Regions from separate parts of the Homo sapiens genome. Here all the other regions are linked to region 1. A link is a loop called in an ENCODE intact Hi-C map of the cell type or tissue named here. Cell type or tissue: PC-9. All regions are shown on one strand.

Evidence for each region. Hi-C counts contacts between places; a loop is a spot of excess contacts. Peaks named below come from ENCODE experiments on the same cell type or tissue, not always from the same donor. Only the 100,000 strongest peaks of a DNase experiment are listed, where the experiment ranks them.
Region 2: a loop joins it to region 1, with 6 times the contacts of the local background. A loop is called at or near these places in 24 of 110 quality-filtered maps.
Region 3: a loop joins it to region 1, with 7 times the contacts of the local background. A loop is called at or near these places in 38 of 110 quality-filtered maps.

The regions. Positions count from the first base shown.
Region 1 is chr18:9,679,465-9,687,464 of GRCh38, forward strand. It overlaps LOC124904244 (a long non-coding RNA gene), which reads right to left. Exons shown (of 2, transcript XR_007066281.1): 2 at 3,999-6,116. Among named protein-coding and RNA genes, the nearest start is that of RAB31, 25 kb to the right of the region's middle. In PC-9, CTCF peaks have their summits at 4,099 (motif pointing left), 4,385 and 4,815; DNase peaks (open chromatin) are centred at 4,077 and 4,737; H3K4me3 peaks cover 919 bases; H3K27ac peaks cover 1,776 bases.
Region 2 is chr18:9,947,427-9,955,426 of GRCh38, forward strand. It overlaps VAPA (VAMP associated protein A), which reads left to right. Exons shown (of 6, transcript NM_194434.3): 5 at 2,969-3,142; 6 at 6,627-8,000. The coding sequence ends at 6,785. Among named protein-coding and RNA genes, the nearest start is that of VAPA, 37 kb to the left of the region's middle. In PC-9, a CTCF peak has its summit at 4,022 (motif pointing left); DNase peaks (open chromatin) are centred at 4,035 and 5,375; H3K27ac peaks cover 1,823 bases.
Region 3 is chr18:9,570,961-9,578,960 of GRCh38, forward strand. It overlaps PPP4R1 (protein phosphatase 4 regulatory subunit 1), which reads right to left. Exons shown (of 20, transcript NM_001042388.3): 10 at 6,104-6,231. Among named protein-coding and RNA genes, the nearest start is that of PPP4R1, 40 kb to the right of the region's middle. RefSeq lists enhancers at 3,270-3,780, 3,781-4,291. In PC-9, CTCF peaks have their summits at 4,674 and 4,874; a DNase peak (open chromatin) is centred at 4,731; H3K27ac peaks cover 2,876 bases.

The sequences.
Region 1 (8,000 bases):
GTAGTTGGTGGAGCGAGTGGTGAAGCTCATGCTGTTCCGGGAGGAGGGCGAGAGGACAGGACTCGGGCTTTGCCGAGGACTCCTTCTTAGTTTTAATGCTGCTATTGTCAAACATTTTGTTTTTATGTATGTTATATTTTCTACAATGCATTTTAAATAGTCATTTATCTTTAAAATATATTTAAATAATAACATATTATAAATTTACTCATTTAATGAACCATACATGGTGCTCTTTATTCCTTTGTGTAGATCTGAATTTCTGCCTGTTATCAGGTTTGTTTTTTTTTTTTTAAGTCAAAAGAACTTTTTATTATGGAAAATTTCAGAGTAGATAAAAGTAGAGAGAACAGTATAGTGAACCATGCATCTATTACCTACTTCCAGTGATTACCAACACTTCGTACTTTTTATATTTTCTGGCATGTGTATGTTTTATATATTAAAATAAATAGAAAAAAATATGAAAATAAAATACCATGTGCCTAAGCCATACTGCAGAACTATGGAGATAAGTCCTTGGGGTCTGAGCCCAGGAATCAGCATTTTAACAAACTTCTGCTCCAGTTGATATAATTTTACTTTTGCCTGAAGACTTTCTTTAATATTTCTTGTGTTGCATATGTGCTAGTGAAGATGTCTTTCAGCTTTTGTGTGTCTGAAAAGTTTTTATTTCATCCTTATTTTAAAAAGATAACTATCACCGTGTATAGAATTTTACGTTGATACATTTTTAACTTCAATTTGTTAAACATGTTACTCAACGTTTTTCTGGCTTGCATTGTTTATCACAAATAATCTGCTGTTCTTATCTTTGTTGCTTTTTGTAGATATGCCTTTTTTTTTCCTCTGGCTGTTTTTACCTTTTGCTCTTTATCTCTGGTTCTGATCAATTTTATTATGATGTGCATTGATGGAGAAACCCAAGGTCACAAAGGTTTAGTCCTTCATATTTTCTTCTAAGAGTTTTATAATTTTAATTCTTACATTTCAGTCTGTGATATATTTTGAGTACATTTTTCTGCATTATGTGAAAAAAGGTCTAATTTCATCCTTTTGCATATGGATATGCAATTGTCTCAGCACCATTTGTTGAAAAGACTATTCTTTCACCCTTGTGGAAAATCAGTTGACTGTAAATAAGGGTTTATTTTTTGACTTTGAATTCTAATCCATTTATATATATATATATATATATATGTGTGTGTGTGTGTGTGTGTGTGTGTGTGTGTGTGTGTGTGTGTGTGTGTCTATCCCTATGCCAATGCCACACTGTCTTAATTGTATCATTGTAGTAAGTTTTAAAATAAGGAAGTGAAATTCCTCCAAATTTGTTCTTTTATTCAAGATTGTTTTGGTTACTCTGGGGTACTTTAAATTTCCATATGAATTTTATCACCTTGTCAATTTCTGCAAAGAAGCCAGCTAGGATTTTAATAGAGATTATGTTGAATCTATAGATCAATTTTAAAATATATATTCTATCTTTTTATTTACTTTATATGAGGAGACACTGTCGTATCTTCCTTTATTTCTTTAATCATGGTTTTCTTTAGTTTTTAAAATATATTTATAATGGCTGCTTTGAAATCAGTTAAATCTGACACCTGTACCTTCTCAAAGATAATTTCTGTTGTCTTCCTTTTTTTTTTCTTGTGTATGATTTATACTTTACTGATTGTTGTTGTTTGGCAAGAGTTACAATTTTTATTAAAAAAACAGACTTTTAGATATTGTAGCAATTTTGCATACCGATTTTTCCCTTCCCTTCTTCCCTCCTAGGCTTGTTGCTATTTGCTTATTTATTTATTTAGTAAGTTGGCTGTACTATTTTAGTGAAGTCTATTTCCCTCATAGTATAAAGCTTCTGATGTCATTCTTCAGAGGACACAGACTTGGTCACATGCACAGTCACCCTGGGATGACAGTAGTTTAGTAGGGCACTTTCAACTATCTTTTTCCTTAATCTTTCTGTTAAGCTGTCTGCCTTTGTTTGAGTCACAACCAGCTCTTAGGCTGTACTAATTACCAATCAAATTCTTTATTGTGTTCAATAGTACCCTATGGATTAATTGCTCCACTGGTTGATCCTGTTAAATTCAGACACATTTGCAGGGATAGTTTTTGAAGCCAGTCTTTGAGGTTTGTTCTGATTCTAGGAGGGTTCTTCTTAGCTATCTCTTTTTTCAGTCCTCTCTGGTAAACTGGCTGGTCTATAATTTAGCTTGCTGCTCTCATGGAGCTACTGCTTCCTCTTAATTGCTTATCACCAAACTCTCCATTGTTTTTGAGAGTGGTCTTAGGCTTGAACTCCCTGACACTGTGCTCCAAATAAAGTCAGTTTCTTTGGGGAGAGTTTCAGAGTTCTCTGTCCTTACGGCCTGACTCTACCACTAGGAAAAATCTCTGAGTACCTGCTTCAGACCTAAGGGTAGGGACAGTGGGTCACTTTTCTTGGAGTAGCATCGTTGCTTTATGAGTGGGTTGGTGGATATGGGTGGTAGTCTCTGGTCTTCTCACCTTCTCTCTCCCAACTTAAAACCACTACCCTGTGAGCAAATGAGGGCCAGGACATGGGCCCAATATCAGATTGCCATGACTATGGTAGCACTACCTTCCTATGAGTGAAGAAGTGATGAAAGAAGAGAGCCTCTGACTTTTTGGGTGGATTAACCTATAATTTAGCCTCTGTAACAAAGAACATGGAGAAAGAGGATGAGAGATGCTGGCAAACTTTCTCTCCCAGAAAGATACCCTAGCCCTTGACTGGGAGCTTTGAGGAAAAGGAGTCTCATCTTTTTGGCCATGCCTACCTAGGGCCAGGCTTCCATCATGCTGGGCTGATGGGAAGGGAGGGAACAGGTTATGCCCAAGTGCCACAGAGTCTTGCTGTCTGTAGTGAGATTAGGTAGATTTTCTTGAATGTTTGTTTGTTTGCTGTATGACTTAGGACAAGTTTCAGAGACTTTCAGTGGTCATTGTTTCATAATTTTCACCAGTTTTGGTTGTTTTGTCAGGGGATGAATCCAAGGAGTGGTGGCCTCGTATCATCATTCTGGGTGTCATCTGACTGTTCATTTTTATGTACTTACTTATTTGAGACAGGGTCTCACTCTGTGACTTAGGCTGGAGTGCAGTGGCAATCATAGCTCACTGCAGCCTCAAATACCTGGGCTTAAGCTATCATCTCACCTCAGCATCCTAAGTAGCTGGAACTATAGGCACATGCCACCATGCCTGGATTAAAAAAAAATTTTTGTGGGTGGAAATGGGATCTTGCTATGTTGCCCAGGCTGGTTTCAAGTTCCTGGCCTCTAGTGGTCCTCCCACCTCAGCCTCCCAAAGTGCTGGGATTATAGGCAGGAGCCACTGTGCCCAGTCTGTTCATATTTTAAAATTCTCTTGTTCCTCTGGGTTTCATTATTGGTAATTCCTATTTTTATGTCTTCAAGTTCAGTAATCTTTTCTTACGTAATGTCTAGCTAGTCTTTATTTTATTTTTTAAATTTGTTTTTATAGGCAGGACCAACCAGGTAATTAATCTGCCTTTAATTCTAGCCAGTGAATTTTTCATATTGAACATTGCAGTTTTCATCTATAGAAGCTTGCTTTGAGTCTTTTTGATATTTTCCTTGTCTCTACTTACCTTTTGAACATATGTAATACAGTTTAGTGCCTTGTCTTCTAATTCTAACATCTGTGTCAGTTAAGGATCAAATTTAATTTGTTTTTCTCATTATAGGTTGTATTCTCAGGGATCTTTGCTTGACTGGTAATTTTTGATTGGATGCCAGACTTTATGAATTTTACTTAGTAGGGTGATGGACATTTTTATGTTTATATAAATATTTGTTCTAGAACACAATTATGTCACTTGTAAACAATTTGATATTTTCAGGTCTTTCTTTTTGAATTAGTTCGGCAGGACTGATTAGCATTTAGTCTAATTATTCCCTTGTACTATGTACCATCCCGTTAAAAGGAAAACTTTAGGCAAATTAAATTGAGCAGAGTTTAATTGAGCAAAGAATGATTCATGAATTGGGCATCCCCCAGAACCAGCAGCGCAACTCCAGGGCCACCATGTGGCCGGATAACATTTATGGACAGTAAAAGGGCAGTGACTTACAGAAAATGGAGGTGAAGCACAGAAACAGCTGGCTGGCGACAGTTTGGCACTTAGTTAAACATGGTTTCAACAGTTGGCTGCCTTTGAGTGGCCAAAATTCGGCTGCTATAATTGGCTGAGGCTTGACTACTTGTTACAGGAGTGCCTTACAATCTGGTCACATGTCCAGTTAGGCTACAGTTCTCTGTGTATGGAAAAACATTTAGCCTGAACTTAAAATATGTAAGGAGGTAGCTTTAGGCTTAACTTAGTTTAACACTACTAATGTCAATGAACTATGAGGTTTTCTGGTCTGGCTGGTGGGAATAAGCACGATTCCTTGCTCTGAGTGAGCACTGTAAACCTCCAATCCTTTCAAGTGGCTCTCTCCCTTGTCTCTGATGACGCCTGCGCATGAATGTGCTGGTCAGTAGGTCCTCTGATGAATATTCAAGGATCCTCTGCAGATCTCCCAAGTCCTCTCTTTATGGAGCTCTCTCTTCTCTGGTGCTGATTCCCATGAACTCTAGCTGCCTTGATCTCCTGACTCTCACCTCTGTCTCCTCAAGTCAGGGATCTACCAGGCTTTGCCTCTGTTCTCCACTCTGCACCACAGCCTGGAAACTGTCTCAAGGCCACAAGATGGGGCAGTAGCTTAGGGATCACTCATTGTCCTTCGTTGCCTAAATCCATGTTTTGAAACTTTTTTTTTAAGTCTCATCTTTTGTTGTTGTTACTGTTTCAGGCAAGAACACAAATCTGGCCCCTGTTACTGCATTTTGGCCAGAGGAAGGAGTCTAGAGTCCCCCTTTCAATGTCTATATTTCTCTCAGAATCCAGTAAATGGAACTACATTAGATCTACATGCTAGTAAGAAAGCATAAAACATAGATAGTAAGATTATTTATGTATAAATAAGAAAAGCACTCAGACAAACACATTACTTCAAGATGTCAAAAACCAAGTGCAAATAGCTGCTCTGGATAAATTCTAACCTTTCCTGGTGGGCTGCATTTTCTGGAAAGATCGCCCCAGCTGAAGGAAGAAAAGGGATATAGGAATCACCTAAAACATTCAATAAGAACAGGCACAACTGTCTCAAACTTCCTTTTTATCTGTGGTGTGTCCTTCCTCTCTCTCTCCCTCCTTCTCTCCTAAAATTGCCGAATCTCAAACTGGCTTTTGGGCAACAAGGAAGACTAAAGTGTTTCTGTTAGTAGCTGAGAATTTGGTTTTACTTCAAGCGTATCTCTTTAAGTAAAATAATACTATGAAAGCAAAACATATCAGTATTTCAAAATGTTTCTGTTTCAAAACCCAAACAACAATCTTTGAATACTTAACTTTCATAATTCTGTTTTTACCAGATGCTGGAAAACATTGAAACCAAACCAATCCCCCAGAAATGTGTTCCTAACCACAACTCCGTGTAGGCAGACAGACAGAAGTTATGTCAGTTCCTGGAAAAGAAAGGCTTAGGCGCCACATTTAACCATTTCACCTTCTTGGTTCGTTTGTTCTTGGTCTGTCTCTCTTCGGAGGTAGCGAAGGCCAGGTGTTAGACACATCAGTCCTCTTTCTGCCTCGGTTTGGACTGGGCTTCTGGATTCTTACTGGTCTGCCCTGGGTTTCCTGGAGGCCTTTCTCTGGCTCCTAATCTCTTCTCAGCTGTGCCCAGGAAGAGTGGGTGTCCCTGGGTTCTTTCCATGTTGGCCTGACCCCAGCAGAGCCGGAGGCTTAGCTGCAATGTGCACTGTGACGTGGTGAAGCACTCCCTTTGTGTCCTATTTTGAGACTCCTCTCTCATGGTTCCTGGTTCTGGGTGCCCTCTGCTCTAAGTGTCCCACTCCAGGGGACTCCTTCTCTCTGCACAGTCCACATGCACTGCAGGAGATACCCAGATCCAGCCTCTTCGTTTGCATGTGACTACAACTGTGGTAGGTAAATTTCAGGAGTGGTGTCCTGGTCAGGTCCTGCAGTGGAGACAGGAGAGGCAGAGAAGGCCAGCCTGTAGACAGAAAGAACAGAAGAGAAAAAGGAGGAGGACTTTGCACTTCTGAAGCAAGCCCCTTCCTGACACCCAGATGTTTCATCTCCTTGACGTTAGGAGATATCATTGAAGCTGCTCGATAACTGTCTCCTCTCAGCTACCATTTTTTTCTGGCCTAATCTAGCTCTCCAGTTGGTTCCTATTACATGGCACAGTTATTATTTTTAAAAAATCAATTCTAATTGCTTGGGGGAAGTTAATGATGTAATATTTTCTAGGTTTTGAAAGTTATGTGCTAGGCCGGGCTTGGTGGCTCACGCCTGTAATCCTAGCACTTTAGGAGGCTAAGGCGGGCACATCACCTGAGGTCAGGAGTTCAAGACCAGCCTGACGAATATAGTGAAACCCTGTCTCTACTAAAAATACAAAAATTAGCCAGGCATGGTGGAGCGTATCTGGAACCGCAGCTACTCATGAGGCTGAAGCTGAAGAATCACTTGAACCCGGGGGGCAGAGGTTGCAATGAGCCAAGATCGTGCCACTGCACTCCAGCCTGGGTGACAGAACAAGACTCTGTCTCAAAAAAAAAAAAAAAAAAAAAAAGTTATGTGCTGGAAAAGTGCTATCCAATAAGAATACAATGTGAGTCATATGTTACTTTAAATTATCTAATAGCCACATTTGAAAAAGTAAAATTAAGCAGGTTAAACTCATCTTAATAATGTATTTTACTTAACCCAATATATCCAAGATGAGAAAAAAACATCTGGGCCTTCAAACTGTGTTCTATTATCAATTCTTTTTTTAGAGACAGTTCTCACTCTCGCCCAGGCTGCAGTGCAGTGGCACAATCACGGCTCACTGTAGCCCTGACCTCCCAGGCTCAATCGATGCTCCCATCTCAGCCTCCTGAGTAGTTTGGATCACAGGCGCCTGTCACTGTGCCTGGCTAGGTTTTTTTTTTTTTTTTTTTTGTAGTGACAGAATCTCCCTATGTTGTCCAGGCTGGTCTCAATTTCCTGGGCTCACATGATTCTCCTGCCGCGGCCTCCCAAAGTGCTGGGATTACTGGTGTGAGCCACCATACAGAGCCCTACAATTAGTTCTTGTCAATGTAAACTTTTGTATCCAAGACACTTAGTTATAACATGCAAATAAAATGGTTTATTAGCTTGAACCCTTATTCTGGTTTTTGTAAATACATTGTTGCTGATGAATATTAAAGAAACTCATGAATAGCTCTTAGCAGAACTTTAGGCGATTGCTTAGAAGTGCTGTGATAGTTTCCACCACGGAAATAAGGGTGAAGGAGAAGAGTTGTTCATAGCGGCTGGTGAGTGTCTCATCAGCTCTCTCTTCACTCCCTGGCTAGAAGCCACTGGGTGAATATTAGTTCCTTGAATTATGGAATTGGGGTCAAACAATATAATCCTACACTAGGAAGAAGGAATTTAGTGTAGTAAAAAGAACACCAGAGGATGGGCACGGTGGCTCGCGTCTGTAACCCCAGCACTTTGGGAGGCCAAGGCAAGCAGAAGTAAGGAGTTCGAGACCAGCCTGGCAAACGTGGTGAAACCCCATCTCTACTAAAAATACAAAAATCAGCCGGGTGTGGTGGTGGGCGCCTGTAATCCCAGCTACTCCGGAGGCTGAGGCAGGAGAATTGCTTAAACCCGGGAGGCGGAGGTTGTGGTGAGCCGAGATTGTGCCATTGCACTCCAGCCTGGGCTACAAGAGCGAAACTCTGTCTCAAACAAAACAAACAAACTAAGAACAACAACAACAAAAAACACCACCAGAATTTTAGTCAGAAGAAATTGTACGCTAGTCCTGTTTCTGTGTGACCAAAGGTAATTACTAATTGCACCCTCTGAACTTCTTAGTCCTCAACTAAAACATGTG
Region 2 (8,000 bases), 270 kb after region 1:
CTATCATATGTATGAATCATTGTTGACCAAAACATCATTATACAGAACATGACTGGACAACTCAGATGGAGGATTACTGCAGATAGGCTAAATAATATAGTGGAAACTGGACAAGATTGGTTTATTGTTTTAGTTGATACACACCTTGACCTTCCAGCTTATTCTGAATTGCAGTGTTAAATGTAAGGTTACCATTCATCAATTTACTAAGAGTCACAGCATGTTGAATCTCTCTGGTGTGCTTGTTTCATGGTTCTCAGAACAACCAGTCTTTTCTTTCTGGACCAGTTTGAAGCAACTCTCAAGAAACAAGCTGTTTTATTGGAGCCAAACCTCACTAATAGAGGTCCTGGATGGAAGCATATACTTAAAGTTACACCTGCTTAATTTTTTCCATCAGGCTCTTCAGATTGTCACTCCATGCATGACTCAAAGCCCACCCTCCCATCACACTTCCCCCCATTACATATACATATATAGCATAACATATACATATGTAGCATATGTATATGTAAATAAATTAGATTTTCTTGCACCTGTTATGTATGTTCACTGGTTTGTAAGGGGCCTAGGTAGTATGTGATATAACTTATTGGGCACACTTTTGAAATGTGTTTCGGCTTCACTGTATTCTTTGCATTCTATTCTGTTTATGCTCCACATATTGGTTATCATTTCTTCTCCTTTTTGTTACAAAAGCAGTATAACATTTTTAAGAGAAATTCAACAACAAAAAAATCTAATTCTATTTGCTTAGATAAATTCTAATCTAATTCCAAGTCTAATTCTATTAGAATTAGAAAAATCTAAATCTAATTCCAATCTAGTTATCTTTTTATGGAATGTCTTCCTATGGACATGTTATTTAAAATTTGAAAGAATGGAAAGCTGCCCATCAAATGCTTAACAAAAGTGAAATGTTTAATTTTGGCAAGGCATAGAATAGAATATTTAATGACATGTCATTTAATAATAGTAATATAAATAATAGTTTTGTTGATTTGACAAGATTGTGAGAAATGACTTTTTCCCTTCCCTCCGTAATTTAAAATTTTATGCAATGTAAAGAATTTAAAAATAATCAGTTGTCGAGCTTGATGATTCTTTTAGTTTTTTTTCTCTTTGGTGTTGACCCCATGTATATCTTTTTTTCCCCCTTTTGGAGATAGGGTCTCACTCTCACCTGGGCTGGAGTGCAGTGGCACGATCTCGTCTCATTGCAACCTCCGCTTCCTGGGCTCAAGCCACCTCAGTCTCATGAGTAGCTGAGATTACAGGTGCACACCACCATGCCTGGCTAATTTCTAAAATTGTTTTTTGTAGAGACAGGGTCTCCCTCTGTTGCTCAGGCTGTTCTTGAACTCCTGGGCTCAAGCAGGCCACCCATCTCGGCCTCCCAAAGTGTTGGGATTACAGACATCAGACATGGTGCCCTGCTTCATCCTCTTTAAGTTTTTATCAGTTTTCTGGTATGAGTATGATACTTTTTCCCAATTTTTAACCAAAACCTGAAAGTTCTTCTATTGCCATATTGGTGGCCATTGCCACCTCCTTTATAGAGTAAGTCAGTGTGCCAACCTCATTATCAGAAGTTGGATTTGTGCTAGGATAGAATTTGACCACACTGAAAATCACAAATGAGTTCTAACTACTATTAAGGAAAAGAACAGGAAAAAGTATTGGCAGGGTAAAATATATCTGAAACAGTTTTTTAATAATAGGGGCGGCTATTATTAGATTGGTTGGGGTGGGAGAAATGGGGGTGAAGAACAAAAAAGCTAGCAAGAGAAAAACTCAGAGAATTGAAGTAGGCTGCTTTAAAACGTTGCTTAACTGGGAAGCTTGAAGAAGAATGGAAGAGTCTGCCGACAGGTCACATACATGCTGTTGTTCATTAGAACCTCATTATAAATTTTCATTTTTAAATAGATTTTACATGGATTTAGGCATACTAATCAAATCACATCCCCTTCATAAGAATAACAAGTTTTGCCCTTTGAACAATCTGTTTATACTTAATATAAAATTGGCAGCTGGGATGGTGTGGTAGGTGTGCAGCCTCTGATAAATCTTATAAAATGAGTATTGTGGAATGCCATAAAGTTGATTTAGTAAATGTCTTTTTTAGCAGTTTATAGCTGAATAAAGCAGATTTTACCTAAAATTATTTTAAAGTAAGTGAATTTAATTAAAATGAAAAAAGCTTGTTACACTAATACTGCTACGATGTGTGGTGACATAAATGCTGTTGGAGTGAAGGATGTTGGGGTACTTTAGACAACGGGCTGAAGAATACATAGGTGCTGTCATAGATATTTATCTCCAGGCCTTCACTAGCTTCAAATGGTTCAATGTTGGTGAGGATTAAGATTTTGGGGCTCATAGTCTTCAAAGCATGCTAAGTGCTCCTGTGATGTTGAATCACGTGAATTAAAGCAAACAGCATTACTAAAGATGACAAATTAATAGAAGTTAGCTTTTCTTGGGCATGTTTTTTCTTAGGTAGTTTCCGATTTTATTGGAATGATTACGATAATATCCCCCTACCCCCCAGAACCTTATTTGAATTGCACAACCAGAGCACGGAAAATGACCTTCAATGGATTTTGTTGACGTCATTCAGCATACTTTCATTGAATAACTACTCTTGACCAAAGTGCTGGTTTTAGGGGTAAATACAAAGAGAGATGGCTCTTGCTCTCTCAGCCTTTGAAGTATTACAGGAAAGAACTTGAACAATAATTATTAAGATACATAATAAAGTGCTATGGTAGAGGTACGTGCCAGGGATTATGGGAATAGAGGGAGTGGGCTGGTTATTTAGACTAATCTGACTGCTGACATGTACTGATTTAGGCCTTTTAAAGAGTTTTTCATGAACAAAGATGTAGAATTTATATTGTTATTTGTTTAAAACCTGTAAGGAGATTTGGTTAGTTAAAAAATTCCCAATATCTTTGTAATGCAGAATGATATGGAACCTAGCAAAGCTGTTCCACTGAATGCATCTAAGCAAGATGGACCTATGCCAAAACCACACAGTGTTTCACTTAATGATACCGAAACAAGGAAACTAATGGAAGAGTGTAAAAGACTTCAGGGAGAAATGATGAAGCTATCAGAAGAAAATCGGCACCTGAGAGTAAGTTCTGTTGGTTGAAAATAAATTGATTGAAATGAAGGTATAGGACATGTGAGTGTTATTAGGCCATTTTAGCAATTAGCTTTTAAATTTTTGCTTGGTCAGTTCTTTCTTCTTTGCCCCAGTGCCTTTGCTCCCCACCCTACTCCTCTTTTAACAGTCTTCCCGTGGTTTCTCATTGCTGCAAGTTCCTTACTTTAGCACACATTCTAATTATTTGTGATCTGGCCTGCAGTATTGCCAGCTTCTGCTCTTGTTTCTCATGTCCTTCCCATTTTGTGCCCTAGTCATACTGAACTGCCTAGGATTGTGTTGTCCCACATCATAGCCATTAGTCACCTAGGGCTGTTGAGCACTGAAATGGGATTTGTTCAAATTGAGCTGTGCTGTTGAGTGTAAAATACTGATGTTGAAGAGTTAGTACAGAAAAAGGTAAAATCTTTTTTTTTTAATGGTTACATACTGAAATAGTAGTTTGGGTATATTGGGTTGAATCAAATATATTATTAAAATGAATTTTACCCATTTCTTTTTACTTTTTAAATGTACTGTTGGAAAATTTAACTTTACATACGGGGCTCACATTTGAAGCTCACATTGTATTTGCGTGGGGCAGCATTGGGCTGGAGTATGCTGGAGAAGCATCTGTTTATCACCCCTCTTTGCTTTAGTGTAAGCTCTTCACTGTGACTGGAAAGGCCCAGAACCCTGCCCCTCCCGACACAGCACATACACACATTGACGTTTTGCTACTACAGCATATAGCCTTTGCTGGGACCCTCTCCAAAAGAAGAAAAAAATCGATTTGTCATGTCTGCTTTGTGCCTCCACTATGCTGATCGCCTTCTACTGCTCTTACTTGTTAGAGGCCTTTCTCCCTCTAGTGGGCAGTAATTGCCTTGGTGGCAAGGGCAGTGCTTCATTTATCTCTGCATTCACCATACATGCATGTGGTAGTCATTCATGTATTTGATTGAATTAAATGGATGGCGAAGGAGGACTGATTTGAATATGTCTGAAATTTATGAATAATTTGTCTTTGACAAGTAATTACTTGTTTCAAGACCTAAATACCTATACGTTGCTCTCTAGGCTTTGTTTGAAGCTCTTTGCAGCAAAGTAGATGATACAAAAATGTATGTAACTAAAATAAGCTAAATGATGGGAGTTATTTGATTATTCCTTTTGTTAGGTGTATGTAGGAACTACACTCTAAATTAAAGGCACTGTGTTTTAAGTCGATCTGTGAACTCCTTTGCTGAAATGCTTTTTAAAGTGAATTTTTGTGTCTCTTCATGCTTGATGTTTCATAGTACCCCCTCGAGGGGTACCCGTCTGCTTCCAAGCACTTGTCTGGGTAGCGGAAAGAATATCTTTATTTCACACCTACACGCCATGGATCTTTTAAAGGATGTTGTTGGTTACTTTTACTTCATCTGCCATGACTTCCATAGTTCTGTTCTTTGATAAAGATGTGCTCCTTAGGGTGCTCAATAGATTTCTTTCAAAAGCCACTGTTTACCTCTGGCAGGGAGGGGAGAAGTGGAAACAGTGAGAATGACATAGATGGGGCAGGGCTGGAAAATAGGAAGAGTGAACCAGGGAAGTAGGTGAGAGAGACTTTATTCCTGGTTTCTACTCTTTTTATGCTAGTGTTCTGTATGAGATTTTATTTGAGAGATGATTCTGCTGCTGGAAAAGTAAAACAAAAAAGCTGGGCTGGGCGGGTGGCTCACACCGGTAATCCCAGCACTTTGGGAGGCTGAGGCGTGTGGATCACCTGAGGTCAGGAGTTCCAGACCAGCCTGGCCAACGTGGTGAAACCCCGTCTCTATTAAAAATACAAAAATTATCCGGGTGTGGTGGTGGGTGCCTGTAATCCCAGCTACTTGGGAGGCTGAGGCAGGAGAATCACTTGAACCCAGGAGGCAGAGGTTGCAGTGAGCGAGATCACGCCATTGTACTCCAGCCTGGGTGACGAGCAAAACATCGTCTCAAAAAAAAAAAAAAAACAAAACCCTTGAAGACCCACTGGCTTACAGAATTTCAGACCCTATACACAGGCCCACCATAATTTTTTGCCAGGTTCACTTTCTTGCTCCTGTCTGTTCACTATCCCTTTTAATTCCCCTAGCCCTGTGGTTCTTAATTCACACTGCATGTGAATCACCTAGTGAGCTTTAAAAAGTTACAGTTGACCAGGCTTGCCCCAGACCTAATGAGTCACAATCACAGGAGTATTAAAAGTTCTGTAGATGTTTGTGATGTGTAGCTGAAACTGAGAATTACTGTTTATATAGGACTAATTAGCATGAGACCAAAAAAACCCAACTCCAGAAAATCCAGTAATGCAAATAAAACTGTGCCATTAGGTGTACTCTTTTAGTTAGTGTTTATTTATAAGCACAATAAAGGAATCATGGGAGAAAATATTGCCTTGTACTGAAAAAAGTAAAAAACTGTCCTGCCATTTATCAGATTGGTTAACAGACAGAGATAAAGACAACTGTGTAGTTAACAGGTATTAGTATTTTTCCCAAGGTTCACATTGCACACAGTGTCATAACAACCTCCTGCTTGGAGTGACTTCTGCTTTCTTCTGAGAAACCTTCTGCTCTAAAGACATAGTGCTGTGTGAAGCCATATCAGCAAGAATGAAGCAGCCTACTCTTGACTGGAGGATCTAAGTCATTTTGACACAGAGAAGCACCCTCATTTTCCAGTCCAGGTGCAGAGCTTCAGATAAGGGTTTCCTATGTACATTTCTCATCTAAATTTGTAGTTTCTGAAGAAACAGTATTCTTTCTCTGCTTTGCAGTCGAGACCTGGTGCTACCACTTTACACACAGCCCTCTGCTTTGCTTTGAGCATATAAAAACACTGTTACTTAAATTTCACGCTAAACTGTTTCCTTCCCCCAAATTCTGTGATACCATATCTCTGTTTACGGCAAGAACACCCTTTTGTGCCTCTGCTGTTCCGGTTCCTTAGTTGCAGTGTGTCAGTAAACCCAAATGGCAGACTACAGGTCTGGGTAGTTTTTGGCTGATTGGGCTAGGACGGATGTAACTGATTTTAAATACCATGGGCCACCTTGGAAGTACTCTTCTTTAATTATATTTTTAGTGGGATTTAAAAAAAGGTAAATATAGCCTATCTAACTTTTGCTTTTTAGGAATACATTTCTCAGCTCCAGTTTTAAAAAATCAGTGTTATTGAGGTATAATTTATATCCCATGGAGACACCCACTGTGAGTGTACAATTCATTGATACATAGAACTTTGTAACCATCACTATAGTTCAGTTTTAGAATGTCTATCACCCCCGGAAAGTTTCCTTATGTGGTTAGCAGTTAATCCCCTTTTCCGTCCCCAGCCATAGGCAACCACTAATCTACTTTCCGTCCCTATAGATTTTTAGCTCCAGTAGTCTCGTTAGTATGCTTGTTTTTAAAAACCTTTTGTGTGTGTGTTTTTTTTCTAGGATGAAGGTTTAAGGCTCAGAAAGGTAGCACATTCGGATAAACCTGGATCAACCTCAACTGCATCCTTCAGAGATAATGTCACCAGTCCTCTTCCTTCACTTCTTGTTGTAATTGCAGCCATTTTCATTGGATTCTTTCTAGGGAAATTCATCTTGTAGAGTGAAGCATGCAGAGTGCTGTTTCTTTTTTTTTTTTTCTCTTGACCAGAAAAAGATTTGTTTACCTACCATTTCATTGGTAGTATGGCCCACGGTGACCATTTTTTTGTGTGTACAGCGTCATATAGGCTTTGCCTTTAATGATCTCTTACGGTTAGAAAACACAATAAAAACAAACTGTTCGGCTACTGGACAGGTTGTATATTACCAGATCATCACTAGCAGATGTCAGTTGCACATTGAGTCCTTTATGAAATTCATAAATAAAGAATTGTTCTTTCTTTGTGGTTTTAATAAGAGTTCAAGAATTGTTCAGAGTCTTGTAAATGTTATTTTAATAATCCCTTTAAATTTTATCTGTTGCTGTTACCTCTTGAAATATGATTTATTTAGATTGCTAATCCCACTCATTCAGGAAATGCCAAGAGGTATTCCTTGGGGAAATGGTGCCTCTTACAGTGTAAATTTTTCCTCCTTTACCTTTGCTAATATCATGGCAGAATTTTTCTTATCCCTTGTGAGGCAGTTGTTGACTGAGTTTTTCATCCTTACAATCCTGTCCCATGGTATTTAACATAAAAAAAAATAAAACTGTTAACAGATTCTTGCTCGATAGCTTGTTTGTGTCTGTCGTGTTATTAGAGGGAACTCCACTATATATGGTCACTTGAAATTATGATGCAAAGGTTTCTCTTGCATTGAAACCCTCTTGGATATTACAGTATTTTTAATTGAAAGTCCTAATTCTGTTAAGGAAAGGAGTTGATTAAATTTTAAGGTACCACTGGTATTTTGGGAGATTATAATCAGTTTGTTTTCAAGATAATAGAAAATAAGGTCCATGAGAATAGAAGTTATGTGATTTCAGTGAGTTGATGTGTACAGCATGGCTGTGCTCCATCTGATTTACCCCATTCTTAAGTTCTGAGAGTATGTTCTCAAGGAAGATTTAACTCTCTTTGGTTTTAAATTACTTTTTAACCAGCCTAATAAATAAGTCTTACTACTTTTCATAATATTTCATAATAGTTAAAAGTAGGTGTTTTTTTCGTGCTCAATTTGGCACTCAAAATAATGTTCATTATGGAAGTTTGGTAATACTGAGCAAGCCTGTGGAATTTTCTTTATGAAAAATGATTTTAGCCTTTGCAAATGTTAACCATGTGAAACACATTTTCAGTATAAGTATGCGTTACAGGGTTTGATACTTTCCTG
Region 3 (8,000 bases), 110 kb before region 1:
AACACCATGCTAATTTCAATAATAAATAACTAAAGAAAAGTAGTGGAAACAGAAATTCCTACAATCATTTTAAGATACATAACAACATTTAAATTATTTTATTTTTAGGGTTATTTGTATTACCTCTCTACTCCAACGACATATTGCAAAGCTGAGACCTAAAGCCTATTTGCTTACATTACACAAGGAAAATAAAATAAAAACAATTTTAAGATAGTAGTAGGAAAGATACTTATTTGCTATCTCACAAAATATATTAAAATCTGCTTGAGTGTAAATATTACTTCTGTTTCTTCTAAAATATTCATCTCTACTCCCCAAGGTTTTCCTAAAATGAGGACATAATTTAATTGATAAGGACAGATGGTACAAATTCATTAAAGTCCACTGATTACTGCCATCTATTATCTGAAGTACGACTGTAAGTGTTATTATTTGATTCAATTAAATTTAACAGGCATTTATTGAGCACCTACTAAGAGCCAGGAAATGAAATCAGTATTGAGGATTCAAATGTGAATGAGATGCAGCTCTTGATCTTGAGATTACAATTAGAGGCAAACAGAAAAAATGAAGATATATCAGCAAATTGCTGCTAGACAGGGTGGTAAGCACAGATGCAAGCACACTGAACACAGGAGGAGATGGGAGTGAAGATTAAAAGGCCTTCAAGGAAATGACATGAGTTGTGCTTAGAAGAACCAATACATGTTTATGGGGCTAAGGGGAAGAAAAAAGCATCTAAAGGAGAAACAGGACATGCAAAGGCCGGAGTGGCAGAAAAGGTGTGACGCATTCAGGAATCAGCAATGAGGAAATGATGGATGACAAGGATGAAAGATATCACATGAACCACTGTATTCCAGACCAGCAGACCTCCGGAGTTCATCCTGGACTACAGGAAATCATGTAGTAAGGAAATTGTTAATAGATCTGTTGTTTTAGAAAGACCATTCTGGAGGAAGTGTAGAAAATGAGTTGAGAGGTAAGATAGGAGGCAGGAATTACAGACATGCAGGTAAGAAGTGATGATGTTCTGATGGAGGCAGTGTCTCCAGGACTACAGAAGAACACATTCAAACAGCAGCAAAAATCAACAGGACTTTTCCACTTATTGCATGCTGCAGGTAACAAAAACAGTTTCACAAGAAAGCTAACAGGTTCAGGTTGAAAGAGGTTGAGTTAGCTATCCACGTTGGGTTCTAGGTGGTGATTATCTATGAGAAAGAGGTAAAGACTGAGACAGAGGTGGAGGTCATCAACTCAGAAAGATGTGTGGGGCTGACATATGCGGAGGCAACAAGTATTAATAAAGAATAACACAACTGCATAGAATAACAAAGAGTGAAGGCATTTTTCCTGTATAAAAGAATGATGAGCATATTTTTAGGCTGAGGAAAATAGGTTAGAAGAGATGAAAGAACTGGAGACACAGAGATTGATGAAATAACTGATAAAGCAATGTCTTTCTGAGAAGAGGAAAGAATATGGGCTTCAAAAACACAGCAAAACAGATTAAACAGTGAAGAGACTTGCTTCCCAAGAAACATGAAAGGGAAATAAGGATGGCTGAATATGTAGGTAAATTTGTAAGATGAATACAGGAAAAAGCATCTGTGTGCCTTTAAATACACACAATAAAAGATGTTTAACAGGAGACTTAAAAGGACTGTGCAAAAGGAGGGTGATGTTAATGCCTATGTGAGCTCCCACTTAAACAGTCACCATCTACATTCTCATGAAATTACGAAGTTCCCTCTCATCATAATGCTGTTTTCAAAACCATTATTTTCACAAACAGGTGATTATTTTTTAAAATACTGATGAACAAAAACATACGTAAGTCATCTGAAAACATAACACATTGTGACTGCATTTTAAATTCTGGTATTTTTCTTCTTATAACTACAAAATATACAGTATGCATATATAATACAATTGTTTACAAGTGTGAAGAAATCAGACTTTAACGTTCTTACTCTCGCACTGGCACTACGTTAATATAAAATTCTGAACCTTTTAAGGACTTCTAGGATTCCTCACTTATTCCTTATTCATAAAAATGAGGAGTTGGCCTAGATAACCTGTAAGATGTTTTCCCACTCCAAAGGAGCTCCTGAAGCTAGTGCTGTTATGCAAAATAAATGTGTCTTCTACATGTTTATGAATTATGTATTTCCCATTTTGTCCATATTAAAAAATATGTATTTTTCCCTTTTGTTATAAAGAACATTAGTGGGCCAATTGGTAAAATTCAATAAAGGCTAGATTAGCTAACAGTATTGTATCAATGTTAATTTCCTAATTTTGGTAACTGGACTACAGTTATATATTAACATCTGTGTTTTAAAGAAATACATAGTATTTTAAAAAGGTAAAAAGAATATCATGTCTAAAACTTATTCTCAAAGAGTTCAGAAAAAAAGAATAAAGCAAATATGGTAAAACAGTATTTGGAAAATCTACATGGATATATGAAGTTCTTTGTGATATCCTTGCAAAATTTCTGAAATCATTCAAACTAAAATTTTAAAATTATAATAAGATATTGTTCAGAAAGGGGGAAGAGAAGAGCAAATGGGTAAAACTTGTAAGACCTCGTATGTACTATCTAATAAATACAATGAACTTCTGTTTTGTTTATTGTTTTTTTAAGAGACAGGGTCTCGCTCTGTAGCCCAGGCTGGTGTAAAGTGGTATGATCATAGCTCACTGCAGCCTCAAACTCCTGGGCTGAAGCGATCCTCCTGCCTCAGCCTCCTAAAGTGATGGAATTACAGGGCCTTGAAGTTCCTTGATCACTAGCTCACCTTGGTGTTAAAATTAAATTTTAATATTCTCAGCTGCAAAAATGAACGGAGAATGACTGGTCAAATAACTGTTTGTCTGATAAATGTAAACTTGTTAGTTTGTCCAAACTTAAAACTCTTAGAATGATTTTTTTAAAAGGAAACTAGAAGACAAAGTTTCCCTAGTACAGTATTAAATTGTGGACAGAACTACAGCATGCATGGCTTCAAAAATGTCGAAAGTATAAATTCTCTAAATTCTAATTTTTCCTGGTAAAGTATAATAGTCAATACAAAATCAAGCTGTTCAATGCTAAAATTCTGATATTCCTAATTGTCAGACTTTGAAATGCTATTGTACAAGACAAATTTTTTTTTGAAAATTGAGGCCCTTTGTGACTCTGTATAATGGGAATTATCCTGTCTCCTAAGAGACGTAGGTATCAAGAGCACCAGAGGACAGTCCAGAAACTACCTACTTAAGGAGGAATCTTAAGTGTCTTTTTGTGCCTACATAAGTTTATAATTAATATCTTCAGAGTTCCTTAGTAGAGACTATGGGCCTAGAAAATTAATTACAGGTATTTCAAGGAGAAAATGACTTGTAGAACATCTGGCTAAAGAGGTATTGTATCCTGAGATAAAAGCAAACACGCTCCAGGATACCTTCCAAGTACTGTGAATTAACTCAATGAAGTTTTAGCATTCATGAAATATTTCCAAATTTGTGCTAATAATTTTTTTTCATATAGTTAGCATTAAGCTAAACTGGAAAAATCCAGCAAAAGTGGTTTAGTTACTTCAGATTTTTGAGGTCAAATCCATATTTCCCTAGAATAATTCATTCAGGATTAATATGTGCACCAACGGGCCAGGCCCAGCGGAGACAAAGGGAGGAGCTGGACGCCACACTGCATGGCCGGGAGGCTACTGGATGATAGATGCCAATATGTAGCCAAAAGGATAGGATTAAAATAGTGCTCTCATTACAGCGCTACTGATGATGAAGACAAAAGCTCTGTACTTCCTGGACAACTCAGTGCATCTAAGACAGCACTTTGTTAAACGAGGGTATGGATGGAACAAGAAGCTTCCCAGAGAGCAGCAAGTACAAAAACAGGGAGAATTAAGAGAACATGGTGCATTCAGAGAACAATGTGATAACGAATGCTTATTTTACATACTTTTAAAATGCAGATTTGAGTATTTCAACTCTGCTTCTGAGAAGTAGGCTTTATCAGCACTTTCAAAGAAGCATTAACAGCCTGATCCAGGGTGAGTGAAAGATCTGATGTGTAAGTCAGATGTTTGGAATCAATAAATGCTTCAAAGAGTAATAAAGTGATAGTAAATGTTTCTAGGGTCAGATGAAACACTATACAATAAACAGTGGTGGAAATATGTTGCCAAAAACTTGCTTACTTTGTAAGACATTTGTTTGAAAAACCTGAATCTAAGAAACTGAGAGAACTTTGAGGACAGGAACGAAGTTCTATCTTTCCATTTACAGTTTCTGGTTCATAGGAGGTGCTCAGTTAACTTTTGCATAATCAATCAATCAATCTTAATACCACAACAGTTTAAGACAGCTTAAAACAAATGCCACTGTGCTATTTAAGGGAGGGCAAACAAACTAATGGTTCTGAGATTTAATAATATATAGGACTACTTCTTTATAGTTTGTCAAACTATGCAAAAGCTTTTACAATATTTAACATAACTCCTTCCTTAGCCAGGAATGCTCTCTTTCCCCTACCATATCATTAACATAATTTAATAAGCTCTAATATTACTGAAGATCAGCAATACAAGTAGTATTGCCTGGACATTAAGACATACCTCATTACAATGGAAGAAGAATCAAGGAATTGAACTACCTTTAAATAGCTATTGCAGTAATGCTACACACCGGTAGGCGGCAAACATGGCCTTGATAGGCACACTGTTGAGGTCAGTGAAGTTTTACTGGAACACAGCCAAGCTTGTCCATTTATGTAATGTCTACGGCTGCTTATACACTGCAAAGGCCGAGTGAGTAGTTGTGAAACAGAAGAAAGTTTACCAGCTCGTCCTATACAGTTCTCTGCAAATTTATAGTTTCTTACTAGACCCATTTCAGATTTTAAAACAGAAGTTATGTAACAGTCTTCAGTATAAACAGGTAATTTTTTAAGTATGCTGATTTCAAAAATGAAAAATAGATAACATTCCCCACCCACCATCATCACTTTTGTCAAAGTCCTGGCAGCACCTGTTTTCAAAAAAACTGACAGACTTTGCTTGCTAGGAAGACAGGTTTGAGTGATTTTCTTCCTTTACAAAAAACAGTACCTCAGGTTTGTTTGGCTATTCAGCAGGACAGTAGGAGAACGGGCAAAAAGGTAAAACAAGGCAGCAGAGAAGAAAGAAGAACTGCCAAATCAAAACACCAAGAAAGCAAATAGCACAGTATCAAGACCTACAGAAGAAAATGTCCATTAGCATCATGACAAGGGAGGGAAAAGACACTATGGTAACTCAAGCATTATAGCAGGGACTGTTTCAAATATTTGTACTAAAATTACTTCAAGTGCATAACTGTAAAAGTTTGTGTACATTTCCCGCATACTAGTAAGTTAGGCTTGAATTAGTTTTTCCCCTAAATATATATTATAATAAATTTTTAAAATTTAAATTTAATAGAAAATTTTCAATGCAAAAACATTTAAAAATAAAAATCACAGCCGACTCTTTAAGCTTTATTTAAAACTTTGGTTTCCTTATGAGACTGATATACTTAAAACTGATATACTGGCTAATATACTGGCTTTCTCCTTTAACTGACAGATTACAATCACCATTGACAAAGAATCCAAGATGCGCAACTAAATTATTTGACAGAAAAGGACAATAAAACATATTCCTAAATTAAGTTTTACTCCTTAAAAACAAATTTAAAAAAACCCAAATACTACACAGTGTGTAACAATTACCCTGTATATTGTAGATATCAATGAATGATTGACTAAATAATGTACTAAATAAACATTTTTTAAAAGTCATAATCTACCATTTAGAGTTTCCTATGTGCGAGGCATCTAGCTAATTGTGTTACATGCATCTACTCATTCAATATGTAACCAACCAAAGAGATACTTAACAAACAAATGCGCTTAAAGTAAAGCTCTATAAAAATATTCACCAATTTTTATATTCAAGAGAAATAGCAAACTATCAAAAAATAACATTTGTTGCAGAATAGTGGAAATAATGTTTAAAAGCAGTAAAATTAGAAAACAAGGTTTTAAAATTAGAAAATGGTTTCAAAATTATACCTATTTTTGTTTTCTACTGACATCTCTTCTGAACTTTTGCTTTCTTCTTTAAAATACTGGCCTGAGCTAGATGGATTAGCAAAAGTAGATATGAAAGGTCCCAGAGACTGAAAAGCTGCTTGGCGAACCTAGGAAGATAAAAAGGACAATAATAAAGGAATCATTTTGAAAAAGAATTATATACGCACACATTATGTATATTTAATAATCTACTTTCAAATGCCGAAGTATGTTTAGGATAATAATGAAGCTTTTCTAAAGGAAGCCCAGATTCAGAACTTTAGCTAGGACTGAAAAATTCTTACAAGCTATTTTCTCTGGCTGGGCGCAGTGGCTCATGCCTGTAATCCCAGCACTCTGGGAGGCTGAGCTGGGCAGATCGCTTGAGTCCAGCAGTTTGAGACCAGCCTGGGCAACATGGCGAAATCCAGTCTCTACAAAAAATACCAAAGTTAGCAGGGCGTGGTGGCGCATGCCTGTGGTCCCAGCTACTCGGCAGGGCCTGAGGTGGAAGAAGCGCGTGAACCCATGAGGCTAAGTCTGTAGTGAGCCGTGATCACACCACTGTACTCCAGCCTGGGTGACAGAGCAAGACTGTCTAAAAAAAAAACCCCAAACAAACCCCTATTTGCTCTTTTTTACTTTCAATTGTTTTTATCCTCTCTTGAATGTTTGAACCATGATAATCTAAGTATGAGATACTATGAAACATTTGCATAGAACAAAACTAAAGAAGGTCCTGCTGTGTTCTCAAGAACAAAAAGAATAAGGAAAACCAAGAGTGCCACAAAGAACATAAAAATCAATAAAGCCAACAAAATGTGATAAATACATTTAATGTTTTCAGGTAGGAAAGACTTTAATTTGTTCACTAGAAGGAAGCAAGACAGACGTACCAGAAACATAATGTTAACTTAAAGTATGTCACAAAGATCTTGAAGCATATACTATTGTTCTTGATGACTGTCTCATGTAGGAGGGGTGATAAAGAAGTTATAGAATTCCACTTCATGTCGTATTTCTGTATTATTTTTAAAATCAGGAATTTTTAAAACATTTGAAAATGAGAGGTTTTATGGAAGGATGGACACAATCGGACAAAGGCAACAACAATGGGAAACTGGTATGTTACTAAAACCTTGACTTTGCCACACACCAATTTCCCTGAAGTTTAGCATTCCTTTTCCTTTTGAGACAGCTCTTGCTCTGCTGTGGAGGCTGGAAAACAGTGGTGCTACCATGGCTCACTGCAGCCTCAAAATCCTTGGCTTAAGTGATCTTCCAACCTCAGCCTCATGAATAGTTGGGGACTATAGGCATGTGCCACCACATCCAGTTAATTTTTCTATTTTTTTTGCAGAGACAAGTCCTTGCTATGTTGCCCAGACTGGTCTTGAACTCCTAGCCTCAAGCAATCCTCCCACCTCCTCCTCCCAAAGTGTTAGGATTATAGGTGTGAGTCACTGCTCCTGGCTAGCATTTCTTTTCTTTAAAAAAAAAAAAAAAGCATAATAATACCTTTTTCAAGTTTAAGATAATAATTATATAGTAAGCATGATTTTTACAAAAGCAAATAAATGTAGAGATATCTATTATTAGTATTTACCTACTCTTGGAGAAGCATACATAAAAAATGACTCAATTGATTTTTTAAAAAGGCTAGAATTATATGCATGAGAGGGAAAAGAATAGCTTGTATGTGTGTAAACTAAGGGTTTTTCTCCCCTTCGTAAGTCACTTACTTACGAAACATTATGGAAACATTACTTCCATAAAAGGATAAAAGGTCACTTTTAACGCTGTATGCACGAATTTAATCTTCTCTGAATACTGTTAAATCTCTGAGCTTGTTCCCAATAAAGGACATAGAAAACTTAATTTATCTAAATCATTAGTT